Regions from separate parts of the Homo sapiens genome. Here region 1 is linked to region 2. Evidence: read pairs that join two places in POLR2A ChIA-PET (ENCODE). Cell type or tissue: PC-9. All regions are shown on one strand. Each heading gives the region's core, and the rest is flanking DNA. Links, peaks and the distances in the headings are about the cores only.

Region 1 (2,928 bases), core at 225-2,724, 110 kb after region 2:
TGGAACTACAGGCACGTGCCACCACACCCGGCTAATTTTTTTTTTTTTTTTTTTTCTGTAGACAAAAGGTCTCACTGTGTTGCCCAGGCTGGTCTCAAACTCCTGGGCTCAAGCAGTCCTCCCACCTCAGTCTCCCAAAGTGCTGGGATTTACAGATGTGAGCCATCATGTCCGGCCCACTATTTTTTTTTAAGATGATTTTTTTAAAGATGGGGTTTGGTTTACTAAATGCAATCCAGTTCAAATCTCTAAAACAAGGGCACCAAATTAAAAGTAAAATATTATCTATCTTGAGGCCAGGCTTCTGGAATATTTTTAAATCTAGAAACAGAAAAAAACATATATACGGATGTTCTGGGGGTAAAGAGCAGCTCCTGAATATGTAAGCAAAACCAAACACAACAGAAAAGAGAATACCACTCTGGGTTTATACCTAACTCCTCAGACTGAACAACTCACAATGGAGAAGTTAAGAGCACTGCAATCAGCTGACAGGATCTATACAAGGTCAGTTTTTTCTTTGGAAAGCAGAGAAGCATGGGAGAAGCAATCGGAGTACAGAGAAAACAAAACTGCAGAGGGAGCAAATCAAAGGCAGCAGAGAAGTTGAGGTTGTGAGCCACAGACACAGACAGTCCAGATCTACAGTCTGCACCTTAGCAGTTACTAAAGGCGTAGGCAGGAGCTACAATAGTAAAGAGACAGATATCACCAATGCCCCAGTATTGTACAAGCAACTACAATAGTCTCCACAATGTTTATACATGAAAAATATTACTGAATTTTTAAAAATGTATTTATAAGTGGCATTCCTCAAGACAGCCTTCAGTCTTTTTTTTTTTTTTTTTTTTTTTTTTTTGAGACAGTTTCACTCTGTTGCCCAGGCAGTATGCAGGTACAAGCATGGCTCACTGCAGCCTCGACCTGCCTGGGTTCAAGTGATCCTCCCACTTTAGCCTCCCAAGTAGCTGGGAATACAGGCACACACCACCATGCCCAGTTACCTTTTATTGTATTTTTTTGTAGAGATGGGGTTCCGCCATGTAGCCCAGGCTGGTCTTGAACTCCTGGGCTCAAGCAATCCACTTGCCTTGGCCTCCCAAAGTGATTTCAGGCGTGAGCCACCACATCTGGCCTTTCAATCTTATTCTAGTGTAAAATGTGTTGGGAGAGGGAACTTGGACTAAATACTTACAAGTTACGAATACCCTGCTCTGGAAATTCTCATATATCACACTTCACCCTGCCTTCTTTAGCTTATTTATCTACATCAGAAAATCTGAACTCAAACTTTTAACATACTGCCTCTTTTTCATGAGAAGATGGCACATAAGCATAAATAAATAAACAAAATTAAAAGTAAATAAAATTCCAGGGTATTCTATTACAGCTGGCAACACACAGAAATTCGTAATTTCATATAATTCCAAGAGCAAGAAATAAAATAGGGCTGAATCTCATGAAAACTAGGCTTGTAGGATGATTCTAGAATGATTCTAGACCTTGGGGTGAAGAGTTTTGTGGCCCTTCCCTCCAGTGCTCTGCTATTAACACCACTCAGTTCTACATCATGCATTAGGTTTTTCTCATCGTTTCACTCATAGTTTCTTCTCCCATAATTTTAGTTTGTACATGGTTTCTCATGACCTCTCCAACTTTGATTCTCCCTCCCCGCCCCCACAATCAGTGTGATATGTTCAGGAAATGCCAACAACTACCACCATAGTCAACTGTGATAACAGTGAAAAGGGAGCTGGGAAGATATGCACAGTAGCAAACCACTATATAGTGTTTCTACCATACAGATATAGTAGATATAAAGAAATTCAAAAGCATAGATAATTGTAAAATGTGGGCAAATAATTAGGAAATAATTTGTTTTGAGTATTTATCTTTGTTTTTATTAAATTATTATGCAACTTAATTCTTAAAAATGGCTGTTTGACAACTCACAAAATTCTTGAAAATTTAACAATTGGTCTTGCAAAAGAATACAGCCAACTCACTTCAAAACCTCTCAGCTGAAGCTCCCACCCTTAATTGGAAATTCTTTCCTTTTTGTCTTAGTTCAAAAGACAATAAGCCCCACTCATCTTTTTAAGCTACAGAAATCACAGGTTGCTGACCAGCCAATAAACTGGTTGCTTTGGGTGAGGTGCTCTCCCTGCCTGTGGCTTGCAGGGGAGGTTGACGTCAAATGATATCAAACATAGATGTCTCAGCAGCAGTTATGGGAGGTGGGAGAGATACAAGCTAACCTAGGACAAAAAGTTACTACAGATGTTAAAATCCCTTGGCCCTATGATTATTCCAACTACAGGCCATTATGAAAAGAGAAGCTCACAGAAATGACAATGAGCCATCAAGAATGGGCTAAATTGTAATTAATATACTATGTTTAAGAAGATGAGTGCCTGGGAAAGGATCAGCTATCACTCAGCGACTTCCTCCTTGTAGTATGCCTTCCTGAAACGCAGAAGTTGGAAAACTAAAAACTGTCTTTTCCAGACTCCTTTATAGCTAGTATTCTGGATGCAAATCTGATTCCACCATTAAGATGCAGGACACAAGATATGGAAGGCAGAAGTAAAGCAGAGCCCCATTGGCCTGTAGCTTTCAGCAGCTTTCAGCTTGTACACAAGGTCATGAACATGTCAGTATCCAGTCTCCAGCTTTGAACTAAAACAAAAAAGAGAGAATTTTCAATTAAGGAGTAGAACCGTCAGCTAGGAGGTTTTACAGTGATGCAATGGAGTTGGCTGTACTCTCTTGCAAGGCCAATTATTAAATTTTTATGAATTTCACAAATCAGTTGTCAAACACAGCCACTATTAAGAATTTAGTTGCATAAAATTACAATTAAATTATATTAAAAACATAATTAATCATTTTCTAATTATTTTAGAGACAATGGCAAAGGCAGCAGGG
Region 2 (2,928 bases), core at 117-2,616:
AATTAATGAACCAATATTGATACATTATTGACTAAAGTTTATATTTTATTCAAATTTCCTAATTTTTTACCTAAAGTTTTTTTTCCCCTTTTCCAGGATCGCATCCAGAATACCACATTACATTTACTTGTCATATTTCCTTAGGCTTCCCTTATCTGTGACAGTTTCTTAGACTTTCCTTGTTTTTGATGACCTTGAAAATTTTGAGGAGTAGTAAACAGGTATTCTGTAGAATATCCTTCAATTGTAGTTTGTCTCATGTTTTTCTCACGATGAGACTGGGGTTATGTGTTTTTGAGAGGAAGACGAGTAAGGTAAAGTGCCATTCTTATTACTTCATGTTAAGGATACACACACTATCAATATGATTTATCACTGCTGAAGTTAACTTTAAATACCTGGCTAAGGTAGTATTCATCAGATTTCTCCACTGGAGCATTATTTTTCCCTCTCCTATACTGATTGTGCTCTTTGGAAGGAAGTCACTATGGGTAGCTCATACCTAAGGAGTGGGGAGTTATGTCCCACACCTTGGGGGCAGGTAGTTACATAAATTATTTGGAATTCCTCACAGGAGATTTGTCTACTTCACTTCAATTTATTAATTTATGAGATCATTTATTTATATCAATATGGGCTCATGGATATTTGTTTTATACTTTGGGTTATAATGCAATACTATTCTATTTATTTTTTTTGCATAAATTATTCCAGATTTGGCAGTTGAGAGCTCTCCTGTTAGTTTCTGTGTCCCTTTGGCATACTCTTATAATTGTGGGGGATTTTTGTCTTTTTTTTTTTTTTTTTTTTTTTTGTGAGAACTTCCTTAGTTTCTGGCACTACAAAATGCTCCAGGCTCATCTTGTAGTTTTTTCCAACCCAGTCCTAGAATCTGCCATTTCTAAAAGGAGTCCTGGTTCCTTGTGTTGGAGAATATTAGAAACCAAGATTTGAATGTAAGGTCTGCTTACTGCTACTGAGCAGTCACTGCTTCTAGACCTTGTCAGCTGACAGAACAAGGAAATATGTGTGTCTATTAATCTATGTACTATATACATATTGATAAATATCCCATCTGTACCTACATGAAGTTAAACATGAGTTCACTCTTCTGTTGGAGATAGAAGGATGATGATTTTTCTGAAAGTCGTGACAATTTTTCATTGTCACAAGGGAGTGGTATACGCATCTAGTGAGTGTAGCCAGAGATGCTGCTAAACATCCTATGGTACACAGGACAGTCCTCCAGAACAAATTAATTACCCAGTTCAAAATGTTAACAGTGCCAGGCACAATTGATCTATAATAGTACAATTCAACAACCTGCACATGCCTACCTCTGTGGAATGATTTCAATAATCAGTACCACGGATCATCATGATACACAGTCACTACATATACTGTCTTTTAAACTAAAAGGTAAATGTAACTTAAGCCTTAAATAATTCCCTCACTCAAGAACTATGAGTTTGTTTTTATAATAGTGACTAAGCACACAGGCTTTGGAATCAGACAAAACCTGAATTTTGAGTCCTACCTCTGTCATGTATTTACCAGCTGAAAAAATGGTCTTGAACAAAATACTTCTCTCTCTGAACCCAATGTTCCTTATCTGTAAATGAAGATAACATCTATTCCATGAGGTTGTGTTAAGGATTAAATGAGATAATCATGTAAAAAGCTGGTGTGCTGACTGGCACAGAATTTGTATTCAAAAAATATTCAATCATTTTTGGAGGTCATATATAAATAAAAAAACTTTAACGTTTTTAATGAAATGAAGTTCTTGACTAATTTTAGACAAACATTTGAGAAGAGATAGTAAAAATTCATTTCCTAGTCTTCATTCTCTCAGTCTCTTTAGTCAAAGCTCTACATCAAGCCATGCTACTAGTTTACAGATCAGATTCCAATACAACAAATGTCAAATCACAAAACTCAATAGTCCCAAACATTATAGATTAGTTAACTATCACAACAAAATGGCAAACATCAAAGGCCTTTGGAAGTTTGCTGCCGTGAGATCAAAAAAAAAATTTTTTTTTACCATTTTTACTCAAGAAATGGTTTTCTCCTTCTCATATCTACATTTTGCCACTGTGAGGTTCATCACAAGAGAAACTTTTATTCAGAAACCAAAATCAACATCTATTCAAAAAGCTATATTGTATCCACACAGATTTACTTACAAAGATGCACAATATATGCCTTAAATGTCAGGTAAGGGCAATAAGGGCACTGACCCAGAACTACTAGATGTGAGAATTTAGTGAAGTATGAAAATTCCTCTCTTAGTTTTCTTCAAATTTTACACTGTAATATTATTCTTTCCCATCTTTCATATCCTGGAGTTACATTCTAGGATTGGAATTTGGATTTGTGGTTTAAGAAAACTACAAGGGTACAAATGTTGCTTTTCTTTTTTATTATTATACTTTAAGTTTTAGGGTACATGTGCACAATGTGCAGGTTAGTTACTATATGTATACATGTGCCATGCTGGTGTGCTGCACCCATTAACTCATCATTTAGCATTAGGTGTATCTCCTAAAGCTATCCCTCCCCCTCCCCCACACCCCACAACAGTCCTCAGAGTGTGATGTTCCCCTTCCTGTGTCCATGTGATCTCTTTGTTCAATTCCCACCTATGAGTGAGAATATGCGGTGTTTGGTTTTTTGTTCTTGCGATAGTTTACTGAGAATGATGATTTCCAGTTTCATCCATGTCCCTACAAAGGACATGAACTCATCATTTTTTATGGCTGCATAGTATTCCATGGTGTATATGTGCCACATTTTCTTAATCCAGTCTATCATTGTTGGACATTTGGGTTGGTTCCAAGTCTTTGCTATGGTGAATAGTGCTGCAATAAACATACATGTGCATGTGTCTTTATAGCAGCATGATTTATAGTCCTTTGGGTATAT

What was found. ChIA-PET counts read pairs that join two places held together with the same protein. Peaks named below come from ENCODE experiments on the same cell type or tissue, not always from the same donor. Only the 100,000 strongest peaks of a DNase experiment are listed, where the experiment ranks them.
Region 1: POLR2A ChIA-PET joins it to region 2 with 7 read pairs; 2 of 35 experiments call an interaction of 5 or more read pairs at or near these places.

Annotation. Positions count from the first base shown.
Region 1 is chr1:113,403,406-113,406,333 of GRCh38, reverse strand. All of the region lies in intron 1 of MAGI3 (membrane associated guanylate kinase, WW and PDZ domain containing 3), which reads right to left. Among named protein-coding and RNA genes, the nearest start is that of MAGI3, 14 kb to the right of the region's middle. In PC-9, for the core only: no CTCF peak of the experiment used is centred there; no DNase peak of the experiment used is centred there.
Region 2 is chr1:113,514,277-113,517,204 of GRCh38, reverse strand. The region is part of intron 1 of MAGI3 (membrane associated guanylate kinase, WW and PDZ domain containing 3); the gene reads right to left. Among named protein-coding and RNA genes, the nearest start is that of MAGI3, 130 kb to the right of the region's middle. In PC-9, for the core only: no CTCF peak of the experiment used is centred there; a DNase peak (open chromatin) is centred at 1,514; H3K27ac peaks cover 1,212 bases.